Regions from separate parts of the Homo sapiens genome. Here regions 1 and 3 are each linked to region 2. Evidence: read pairs that join two places in POLR2A ChIA-PET (ENCODE). Cell type or tissue: GM12878. All regions are shown on one strand. Region 1 overlaps ADGRV1 (adhesion G protein-coupled receptor V1). Region 2 overlaps MEF2C-AS1 (MEF2C antisense RNA 1). Region 3 overlaps MEF2C (myocyte enhancer factor 2C).

What was found. ChIA-PET counts read pairs that join two places held together with the same protein. Peaks named below come from ENCODE experiments on the same cell type or tissue, not always from the same donor. Only the 100,000 strongest peaks of a DNase experiment are listed, where the experiment ranks them.
Region 1: POLR2A ChIA-PET joins it to region 2 with 7 read pairs; 1 of 35 experiments calls an interaction of 5 or more read pairs at or near these places.
Region 3: POLR2A ChIA-PET joins it to region 2 with 5 read pairs; 2 of 35 experiments call an interaction of 5 or more read pairs at or near these places.

What each region holds. Positions count from the first base shown.
Region 1 is chr5:90,601,246-90,605,245 of GRCh38, forward strand. All of the region lies in intron 1 of ADGRV1 (adhesion G protein-coupled receptor V1), which reads left to right. Among named protein-coding and RNA genes, the nearest start is that of ADGRV1, 44 kb to the left of the region's middle. RefSeq lists a silencer at 3,892-4,000. In GM12878, a CTCF peak has its summit at 3,446 (motif pointing left); DNase peaks (open chromatin) are centred at 1,683 and 3,452.
Region 2 is chr5:89,226,834-89,230,833 of GRCh38, forward strand. The region is part of intron 7 of MEF2C-AS1 (MEF2C antisense RNA 1); the gene reads left to right. Among named protein-coding and RNA genes, the nearest start is that of MEF2C-AS1, 350 kb to the left of the region's middle. In GM12878, no CTCF peak of the experiment used is centred here; no DNase peak of the experiment used is centred here; H3K27ac peaks cover 2,699 bases.
Region 3 is chr5:88,811,098-88,815,097 of GRCh38, forward strand. All of the region lies in intron 2 of MEF2C (myocyte enhancer factor 2C), which reads right to left. Among named protein-coding and RNA genes, the nearest start is that of MEF2C, 70 kb to the right of the region's middle. In GM12878, no CTCF peak of the experiment used is centred here; no DNase peak of the experiment used is centred here; H3K4me3 peaks cover 733 bases; H3K27ac peaks cover 398 bases.

The sequences.
Region 1 (4,000 bases), 1.4 Mb after region 2:
AAAAGCAGCAAGGGAAAACGAATTCTTGTAAATAAGCCTTGTGTTAAATAGGAACTCATATCTGTGGCAATAGGCTTTTTAGAATTTCATAATATAACAGACTTTTTAGAATATCATACCACTAGGAACTCCACTTACCAAACCTGAGATGCAGCCAAAACTATACATGAAGCAAAACCGTATCTTTTAAATAATAAAAAGTAACTTGGTTTTCAATTTATGAATCTTAAAAGAATACCGTACTAAACCAATCAGGATAGAGAATTGATAAAGATTAAAAATGAAATTGATGAATTAGAAAACAGAAAAACATTGGACTTAATCCCAGATCAAAATAACCAAATAAAGTCAGTAGTCTTATAACTTCATTTTACAGAAGAGGAAGTAGACTCAGACGTTAACAATAGACTCAAACATTAACAGCCTGCTCATAGTTGCCCTGCTGGTAAGTATCAGAGTACTCTAAGGGCATAGATGCTAGGCTCTGCTGCATTTTTTTCAGTGTGAAGATTGGAATTATCCAACTGGCCAATTAGTCTAAATTCTGGGTAACAGTTTATAGCTTTAATGGCTAGAAAGTGGTTTGCAAGTGATACTGCTGGAGGCTATAATTGCTTGAGGAAGCCAAGGAAATATAGTAAAAACCAGCAGTCATTTGGGGATTGCTGGAGGCTTGGACAATAAGGGTATACAGGCATCACTACAGCCTGGAACATTATGATCAAGAGCCTTATTAACAGAAGAAATAATGAACGTAGACACATGATTTCAGAGAATATTTGAAGAGGAAAATCTGAAATTGTTAATTAGCCTTTTGGCAACACATCTCCATAAATGTATGCTGTAATGATCCTGTATTCCATTAATTCTTTTAGACTCCCGTATGTGTATCCTATTCATCATCCAATTAGATTCCATTCCCAAATTCTGCAGATTTACAATACAACATCCTGACAATGTTTCGATGCCTGGTACAGTTTTTAATATGTCGGTAGATAGATGGAAGGAAGTAAGTTTGTTTGATTTAACGGAAAACAGTAAGAAATTTTCGAAAGGGGAGAGGGGTGCTATACATAATGACTTCCTTCCAAAGTAGTTGGTATGGAAAAGAGGGCAAGAGTAACTTTGCAGTGGAGCACCCTGACAAATACCACCTCGGCCAGGTAACCAAGCTCGACACCAATAGTGATAAGTCATGTTGATAGTATGTACCTTTTGTATAAGTGATGAGAAAGTCTTTTTGCCTTTTTGGTCTTCCCCAAAACCCATAACCCCAGTCTAATCATGAGAAAGTTATCAGACAAATCCCAGCTGAGGGACATGCTACAGAATACCTGACCACATTCCTCAAAAGCGCCAAAGTCATCAAAAATAAGAAAACTCTGAGGAAATGTCACAGCCAAAAGGAGCCCAAGGAAACATGACAACCCAATGTAATGTGGTGTCCTGGATGTGATCCTGGAACAGAAAAAGAAAATTAGCTAAAAACGAAGAAAACTGGAATAAAGTGTTGACTTTAATTAGTCAAATTGTATTATGCTTTGTATTTCTGTTGTGTTTTAGAAATGATTAATAGACATGGTGGTGGCTCAGCAGAAGCTGGGTGGTTAAAAGATTTGTGGTGTTTAAGCCTGAAGAAAGACTGGGCACATGCAAAGTGGTGTGGCAGTGGTTTCCATTTCAAAACACTTTCAGGGCCTCTTGATCTAACTTTTGGTTTCTATCATTTCTTTTTCCTTTTTATTTTCTAAACCTGGAGGAACCACAAATTATTACAGATGAAATACAAACTTTTTTTTCTAACCATGAAAAGTACTGTTCTCCTTCTCTGAGATCATACATGTAGCTGGGAGGGTAGGCATCTGCCAAGTTCCCAGACCTCTACCTGTGCTTCCCATGCCAGTTGCAGTGTGTAGAGGTGGCGGATACTGTGGTTCAAATTTTGGGGGTCATCCAGAACATCAGAAGCCCCAACATTTTGTTCTTTCACATACAGTGTTGTAATTCATTTCTCTTCTGACCTTGAAGTCCATGATGAGTTTTCATTGTTCTTTTAAACTTTCCTAAGTTCTCAATGTTTCCATCTACTTCAAACATTCCTTCACTCTAATGTTGCTACTGTGGAGGGTAGGCAGGAGCTTGTGGATGTATGGGTGGTGCTCATATAAGACAGTCCAGGATGCCCAATGCTGTTTCCTTTGGTCTCTTGACCATGTGGAGATTGAAGGTCTACAGCCTAGAAACTGGCACTTCATGGTGCACAGAGATGGATTCCCTCCCCTGGGCCTCATGACTACCTCAGTGCTGTAGCTTTTCATTTTGCTTCCCTTTAGCAATTGAGGAAACTCAAGGCCATGTGAAGGGAAGTGACTTGTCTAAACTTCTACAGCTGGGAAGATGGCAGAGACTAGATTGGAGCCCAAAGCTGAGTGGAATCAATGCTTGCCTCCTGCTTTGGAGGTGACTTGGGGCCCAACACCCCAGGAGGCACTTGCAGTGTCCAGCTAAAGGTTTCATGGCATCTGTGTTAGGATGCCCATGGAGGTACTGCCAGGAATTCTTCCCATTGTCCTATGAAATCAAAGTCCTGGGACACTGCATGGAGGCATTCCACAAGGTGGTGAGCGTGCATGTGTGTGTACGTGCCTGCACACACGTGTGTGCAGGCACGTACACACACATGCACGCTCACCACCTTGTGAACTGGTTTTCCGCCTCTGAATGACATGGAGATAAGAAATTTCTTACTTTCCTCTTTGACCCTAGTCTGAGGAGACATTAGGAGGGTATAGGAGAGCAAATTCTCTGTCTAACTGGCAGCTACTGCTTAGCTCCAGGCAAGGGATGCCATGGAGAAATGTGGACCCAGATTTGCCAATTCTGGTAATTTTTCAAAATAATCTAGACATCCATTTTTTTAAAATGTGAAATCTACAAATTTTAAATCTTGGCAAAAATGATCTTTTAGTATTGTTTTGTAATCACAGTTTGGACTAAAAAACACATATCTCTAGGCATCTGGGTTTGTAACATTAAATTCCCTCTTTTGCTTTCTTTCTTACTGGCAGTGAGTGCAAATAATTCATTTAGAAAGCATAAGCACCTAGATTCTTCAATAAAAACAGACTGTCTTCAATGAAGAGAAAGAAACTCACAGAAAGTATCCAAAGAAACAATTTTTAAAAATTAGATAATACTACTGAATTTCAGGAGAAAAAAAAAATTTTGTTTGACTAGAGCTAATTAAAGTTGTTTTCAGTGAGATCTTAATTTCAAGAAAACTGCTTTTCATGACTTTTTAAGATCTATGTAGGATTACAAAATTACGTTTGTTTGAGAAGAGTTACAGGGGTCAAAAATCTATCCTTAGATCCTTAAGACCGCTTCATAATATGTGAAATTGTTGCTGTTGATTTTTTTTTTAGACAGACGGGTGCCATCTAATGGTGGTTTAAGAAATCTTAGTTAAACATGTGATCCTTATTTTTTAAAGGACCTAAAAGACAAGAGTTATCTTACTACTTGACAGAGACACTGTCACATACTCAGATTTATAACCTATATGAGCAAACTTTGACTTATTTTATTGCTTCTAAATTGGCCTCAAAGGATTTAGATTAGTGAGATTTTCATTTTGTGCTTTGCAAATGTGGGAGAGAGAAAGCACAATTGAAACCCATAATCTTCTAGAGCTCCACAGAGCTCTGGAATTAAAGCTTCTCTACACTGTTCTTCCTGTTTCCATGGTGGGCATATGTAGTCCAAATATAAACAGCTCGAATGGCTTTTGTGATCTGTTTTTTGATGACTCATGCAAACGGGAGTACATGAGCTCATGGAAAATGTCAAGCTTAAATATTCTAGAAAGAAGATAGAAATCAGAAGTTCAGTTACATGAGTTAAAAGACTTTATGTAACCCCAACACTCTGGGAGGCCGAGGCAGGCGGATCATGAGGTCAAGAGATTGAGACCATCCTGGCCAACATGGTGAAACCTCGT
Region 2 (4,000 bases):
TTTTTTTGTCTGGATGGTCTATCTATTGTTGAAAACAGAATATTGAAGTCCCCTGCTATCATCATATTGCTGTCTACATTTCCTTTTAGTTATGTTAATATTTACTTTATAAATTGAAGTGCTTTGTTGTTGGGTGCATATATAATTGTCATATACACACACACACACACACACACATATATATATATACTCATGTCATATATATGCAATTATACTCTTGATAAATTGACTCCCTTATAATTATTGGTGACTTTTCTGTGTTTTTTGATGGATTTTGACTTAAATTCAATTTTGTCTGATATAAGTATTCCCACCCCTGCTCTTTTGATTATCATTTACACGGAATATCTTTTTCCATCCCTTCACTTTTAGCCTATGTGTGTTCTTAAAGTGAGTCTCTTAGGTAGCATGTAGTTGGTTTTTCGTTTTGTACTCATTCAGCCCCTCTATGTCTTTTGATTGGATAATCTACTCCATTTACATGTATAGTAGTTATTGATAGGTAAAGACTTATTATTCCCATTTTGTTCATTGTTTTTTCACTGTTTTGTAGTTTTAAAAAATTTCTTTCTTCTTTTCTTACTGATTTTCTTTGTGACTGATGATTTCTTTGTAATGATATACTTTGATTCCTTTCTGTTTATCTTTTGTATATCTTATATAGGTTTTTCTTTGTGGTTACCATAAACCTTACATAAAACATTTTAATATTTTAGAATTATAACAGTCTATTTTTAGCTGATATTGACTTCAACCATATCCAAAATATCTACACTTTTATTTCTTCTCATCTCATTTTTTATTTTATTGATGTCACAATTTACATCTTTTTCTACTGTAAACACATTAACACATTATTATAGCTATATTTTTAATACTTTTTTCATTTAACTTTTATACTACAGTTAAAAGTGATTTACATGCCATCATTACAGTATTAGGGTACAGACTCTGACTATAGTCTTATCTTTACAGCGAGTTTCAAACTTTCATACGTTTTCATGCTGCTAGTTAGCAATGGTTTCATTCTTAAAGAATACCCTTTAGCATTTCCTGTAAGGGAGGTCTAGTGGTAATAAAATTCCACAGCTTTTGTTTGACTGGGAAAGTCTATCTCTCATTTCTGAAGCACAGTTTTGCCATGTAGAGTATTCTTTCTTGGCCCTTTTTTCTTTCAGTACTTTGAATATATCATCCCACTCAAAACTAGCCTGTAAAGTTTCTGCTGAGACATCTGCTCATATTCTTATAAGGGTTCTTTTGAATGTGATTACTTTTCTGTTGCTATTTTCAAAATTCTCCCTTAGATCTGAGACTTTTGAGAATTTTATTATAATATGTCTCAGTGAGGATCTCTTCAGGTTTAATGTATTTGGGATTCTTTAGGTTTTATGGATCTGGATGACAATCTTTCCTTTCAGATTTGAGAAATTTTCTGTCATTATTTCTATAAATAAGCTTTCTTCTCCTCTCTCTTTCTCTTCTCCTTCTGATGTGGCCATAATGCATAAAATGGTTTGTTTTATGGTGTTCCATAAAACTTGTAGGTTGTTTTTTACTTCTTTTAAAATTAGTTATTATTATTCATTTGGTAATTTCAAATGACTTATCTTCAAGGTTGCTGATTCTTTTTTCTGCTTGATTGGGTCTACTGTTGAAGAAGTCTGTGGAAAGTTTTGACTCAGTCATTGTGTTCTTTAGCTCCAGTATTTCTGTTTAGTTTCTTTTTGTGGTTTCTTTGTTGAACTCATTAGTTCATGTATTGATGTATTGGTTTTCTTCTGATTTTACTTAATTGTCTTTCTGTATTCTCTTGTAGCTTTTTTTTTTTTTTTAAGTTAAGGTCTTGCTTTGTCATCCAAGCTGGAGTGCAGTGGCTCAATCATGGTTCACTGTAGCCTCAAACTTCTGGGATCAAGCGATCCTTTCACCTCAGCTTCCTGAGTAGCTATAGGCACTATATGGAATACAGGCAAGCATCACCATACCTAGCTAATTAATTTTCTTTTTCTTTTTTTTTTTTTTTAAGAAATGGGATCTTTCTATGTTGCCCAGGCTGGACTTGAACTCTTGGGCTCAAGTGATTCTCCTGCCTTGGACTTTCAAAGTGCTGAGATTACAACTGTGAACTATTATACCCAGCCTAACTGAACTTCTTAAAGATGATTGTTTTGAATTATTTATTCCACAGTTTGTAGGTCTCTTCTTTCTTTAGGGACTATACATATGCTTTATTTTGTTCCTTTAATGGGTGTCATGTTTTTCTGAGTACTTGTGATCCTTCTGGCTTTGCATTGGGATCTGCACACTTGAAGAAGTAGGCACCTCTTCTAGTGTTTACAGACCGGCTTTGGCAGGGAAAGTCCGTCATCATTTCACCCTTCTAGAGATACTAGGTAGGACAGCCAATGGGGTACATGCATGCTTGCTTCTGAAGTCCTTGGTGCAAGGGAGGGAGGCTTCCTGGTGCCTGGGTCAGTGGGCTGGAGGGTCTGGCTCCCAGGTCTGCAAAGACTATCCCAGGGCCTTGATCTTTGGGGATAGGCCTAGCATCTGGGTCCAGTGGTGTGGGTCTAGAGCTTGGCTGAAATACAGCCTGAGTCTGCAGGTGCGGGCCTCCTGCTGGAGTCCACTAGGGCGGGCATGGTGATGAGGGTGAGGCCAGGCCTGGAGCCTTGGTGCATATATGCAGGCATCGTATCTAGTTATATATGGCTGAGCCTGGAGCCGGGGCCATGTGTGCCAGTTTGGTGTTGGCACCCACTGAGGCAGTCCTGGAGACTGAGCTCATAGGGGCAAGCCTGGGTCCTGGGTCTTTAGGGACTCCTTTAGAATCTGGAGCTATCAAAGCTATCCTTGCACTGCTGTAGGCCTGAAACCTGGGTCCCAGTGGGCCATCCTCACACTGGGGTGGGCCTGGAGTCTGAGTCCACAGGGGCAGATCTGGTGCCTGGGCCATAGGGTAGGACTAAGAACTGGTTCTGTAGGTGCTAGCTTGATGCTGAACTGACCTGGATCCCGAGTCTGTAGGGGAGGGCCTGGGTCTTGGTTTCATGCGGGCTGGCCTGGAGCCTGGGGCTACACAGGTGCCATCCTGGCACTGGGGTGGGCCTGGAGCTTTGATCTGTGGCCCACAGATGTACGTGGCTTATTGCCTGGGAACACGGAATGGGCCTGAAGTCTGGGTCCATGCTGGTGGACCTGTAGCCCAGAAATATGGGGGTGGGCCTGGAGCCTGGGTCTGCTCAGGCCTGATGCTGAGGTTGTTAGGAGTCTGAGTTTGTGGGGGCAGGCATGGGTCCTGGGTCTACTTGGGCTGATGTAGAATGACTGCAGCAAGCCTGAAGCCTGGGGCCATGGTGGCTGGCCTGGAGCTTGGGTCCTTAAGAGCTAGCCTAGTGCTAGGGTATGCCTGGAACCTGAAGCCATAGGGTTGTTCTGGTGCTGTCATGGGCCTAAAACCTGGGTGTACAAGGGCAGGTCTGGCACCAGTGCATGCCTGGAGCCTGGGTCCATGGTGTGTGGCCTGGAGCCTGAGTCTGTGGGAGCAGGTATGGGTTCTGGCTTCATGAGGCCTATCCGGCCTTGGGCCAGCCTATAGCCTGTGCTGGGTCAGGCCTGGGGACTGTGTCTGTAGGGAGTGGCCTATAGCCTGGAGTTGCAGGGACCAGTCTGGTGCTGGGGTTCACAGCAATATCAGGTGATCAGTTTGTACTTCCGCCAAGCACAGGGTATCTCTTTCTATACCATACTTACTGAGCTAGGGGGAGGGATAATGAGGGTAATGTGAAACTGTCCTTTCTGCCTTCTTCAAAGCATCTTTTTCTTATTTATGTGCTCCTGTCAGGTGCTGTAATCTCTCACCTGAATTTCTTAGCTCTTGTGAAGTTATTTCCATGTGTGTATGGAAGCTGTTCAAACTGATATTTCTGTGAGGAGATGAGTGCTGGTCTCTCATCTCATCCTCTTGCTGATGTCACTCTCAGGGTCATTAAAGACA
Region 3 (4,000 bases), 420 kb before region 2:
ATTCAGTTCTGAGGGTGACATTTTAAGAAAGCACTGACAAAATTAGAGCATCTACAGGATGGTAAACAGACTGATGTAGGGTCTGAGAACAATCTGGCATGAGGAACCATTGAAAGAATCTGGAATGTATAACTCAGAAAAAAATAGAATTAAAAGTGAAATGCTAAACATTTTCTAAGGTCTGAAGCATATGTCCATGCGAAGAGGCAAAATTAGTAAGCATTGTTGAAAATTAGAAAGAGATTCAAAACAAGGGAAAATCTAGTGATGAGAACTTCCCACCAAGCAGGAAGCAGCTCATTTCTGAATATGTTCACATAGAGCTGCATATCAAGGAAGGTGTAGAAGGGGCTCCTGAATTAAGCAGGAAGTTGGACTAGAGACCTTTAAAATATTTATTCTAATTTTTAGATGTTCTTAATCTATGCCTAAGTATCATAGGGCTTTGAGTTAAGAGCAAATGGCAATATGGTTCACCAAGCATGCACCCTACAGAATCTCCTATGTTTTAGTTACTCAATCCCACCCATACATTATCGCCTCTAATTTCCATATTTCAAGAAATAAAATAACTTTTTTTGTAGCTAGACGAGACACAAAAGACTGTAAAGAATTTGAGTAGACAACATTAAATGATGTACTGAAAATGCACAGAAAAATAATTATCCAGATTGATAAAACAGCAAATTCACATTATTAAAGACATTTTAAAGAAACAGGATACATGCATCATGACTGGGGCAGTACAATGTAGAAAGAAAAACATAAAAATTGAAAACCAAGTCCCAGCTCTGCCTTTTATGAGCTGTGTGCCCTTGCGTAAAATTGCTTAACTTACCGGAACCCCAGTTTCCTCACCTGGAAAGTGGAGATAATAACAGGCATCATATAGAGTTTTGTGAGAGGTCAAGTAAGGGATATAATACCAGTGTAAATAACTTGTTAACTGTGAAACACTTTACAAAGCAAGTAGTATCTTCTCTGATGCACCAGGCTTAGTCGCTCCTTGAAACATACTGTAAAAGACTGGTCTCCTAGGACCTGTCAGCTTGTGTTACCATTATTTACTTAGGTCTAGATTAGAGTGTCTCTCTCAGCTATATCCTAGTTTTTCTCGAGTACCTGGGCCATCTTTTGCTCATTCTTGTAACCTGACAACCAATAATAATACTTGGCTAAATAAATAAATGTTGATAGAATGAATAGATATATGGACAGAGGAATTATAGTGTTTTTTGTAATCCAAAATGAATAGCTGAAAATAAATTTCTATGGATGCTCAGACTATGTTAACAAGAAGTTTGCTACTGAGAGAGGGAAATTTCACATACTTGTTTTATTTTATTTTTTTGTCATTTTAACTTACAGTAGAAACTTACATTTGGTAAAATTAATCAGGAGAAAAAACTGGACTTGGTCAAATTTTGTGTGTGGGTTGGTTGGTGCAAGTGAAGCATATCAGATTTCTTATATTATTTTTTAGATAACAGTGTTGCTTATTTGATAATTTTTTCTAAGAAGTTCAACGATTTTATAATTAATTATCTCCCTACATTCGACAGTATCTCTTTGAACTTATTCTTTAGCACAGTTTATCATCCCTATTTTTCAGATGAATACCGTAAACAAAGACATGAATAGCCTTATCCAAGGTCCCCAGACTTGTTCCTGGATGGACTAGAAAACCAACCCTCTTCACACAAAGTGCATCTTTCTTTCTGTTAGTTAGTGTTCCTTCCCTCTTTTAGATAACTATGGATTTTAGGGGCTGAAGTTCAGCTCAATATGGACCCAGTCAACTGTTTATTGAGCAGTATGCAGGCACTGTCATTTGTAATGTTACATTAAGAACCATCAGAAATTCTGATAAGTGCAAGCACAGTAATGCATAACATTTTAATTAACGTAAGGACTGCTTTCTAGGTTAAAGTCAAAAAATAATACTAAGAACACTAAATTGAGAGCCAGTTGGTTTCTAGGTTCTGACAGTAAATCAAAGCTACTTTTGTATAGACTCTGCAGCCAACTCTGCCCTCAGACGCTCCGGCCATTCCCACTACAGCCACTGAGAACCACATGCATGCACTAGTGGGCACAAACTAGTTCTATATTTATGGATGTTTATTTTAATTTCAGAAAATGGGAAGAATTTTGGTTGGTAGTAAATACAGGTCTGCTTACAGCTAGAATAAAAAAAGGTGGCCCTCTGATTTACACAGGCAATGTAAATAACAAGTTCTAAAAACAGAGAAGGAGTCCTGTATCATTTCCTACAGGGTAGGGAAATTAGTTTGACTACTGTGAAATGGAAAGGGCATTTCATAATCTTTCTCCACTCCACACGCCTGCCCCCTCCCTCACCCTCCCAGGCCCAGCCCCATTCATAAAGTCACCTCAGAAGAACTTTCCTGCCATTTTAACTGTGGTAACTGTTCTTGCACCTTGCAGGAAAGAGTTCTGAAAGAAAAGGACCTTTAGAAACAGCAGCTACTCACATCTATAATAATAATTGAGGCCCAACTGCAAATTGCCTCAGACATATCACTAAGGGAAGCAACAAAAATCTGATCTATGGGTCCCAAATACTTCTTTCCACCAAACACAATATTTTTAGCCTAATCTTAATTGAACCTTACAGTGCTCAATGAATGGATAATTTTTTATTTTTTTATTTTCACCATTCTTTAACTCATAAATAGTAGTTTCTTTGTTTTAGGATGTGTTTGGGATTCGTATACCCAGCTAATTCTATTTTCAAAGGTTTGAGGTTTGATCATTTTTTTTCCCTCCAAATAAGAGTCATGATAAATATAACCCTCATTATGTGAAAATATTTCAGGTCGGCTACTCCACCTCATCCCCCCACCTAGATAATCTCTCAGTTTCCTCCCAGTTGAGGAAACAGAATGACTAATGAGTGACAGATGGACAGTTCACAGATACAATACACTCTGTAATCCAGGAGCCACAGGTCTTCCTATGTGTTTAAAGGGTTAGGGCTGGAGTCAAGAGTCTGCAACGACAATCTTTAATTGGGAAAAAGGGAAATGCCCTCCTAAATGCTCTTTCTCCACCTCCCTTGTTCCTGACAGTAAGTAATGGCACAAATGTTCTAAAGTATTCTTCTTCAGTTTTATTTTGTTTAATTCAGTCTGTCATTAGAAAGGCTCGCGAGCTTTAGGCCCGATGATTACTCTCGGTGGGAGGAAGCAGTGCCTCTGCAGACTTGTGTTCTAGACAAGCGTTCCTTTATACAATGACGGGGCCTGCCATCGTAAATGAAAGGCTCTTTAAAGAGCAGCGAGGGACTCTTTTAAGCAGACTGCTACCACGTGCTTGTAACCCTCCAGCATAACTTGCGAGGATGAGACAGCAGTGTGTTCTGCCGCAAAGGGGACTATTGTCCTCGTTAGCCTCAAGCAAATTGAGCCTCCGTTTCGCTGAAATACAGTAGTATTTCCAAAGGATTTTCAAGCAGTAGTTCCTAAAATTCTGAACATGATAAAAGGATTAAAATAAGGGGCTTAGAGTGTGGAATTTAGAACTCTACCAACCCCTCACCCTAAGTCAACATCCCAAATCCCAAAATAAAACTCCAAATCTTATGCATTGGAGGGAAAATAATAAATCACAGTTAGATCTAAATTAAATAATCGAATGCACATTAATGAAACGAGTGTTTATTAACAAACTCATAAAAGTTTGAGTTTTAAAATTTGTGACAGCTGAATTCTGATGCATTTGTCTGCATGAGGAAAAGGAAGAAGGATGACCGAAAATTGTTAACTTGATCAGGATATAAGAGATTTTACTGTGGCCCATTTTAAGGCCTAGGAATGTTTTGCCTTTTGAAAAGAGAAGACTAACACAGCAGGCTTCACATTTTTTATATGGGCTGCTCAAGTCTGCCTGGTTTGTTAAAGGGCTAATTTTCATTCTAAATCCAATCTGTAGATGCAGTCATAAAATAAATACCTTTGTTTCTCTGTATCTCATCTAC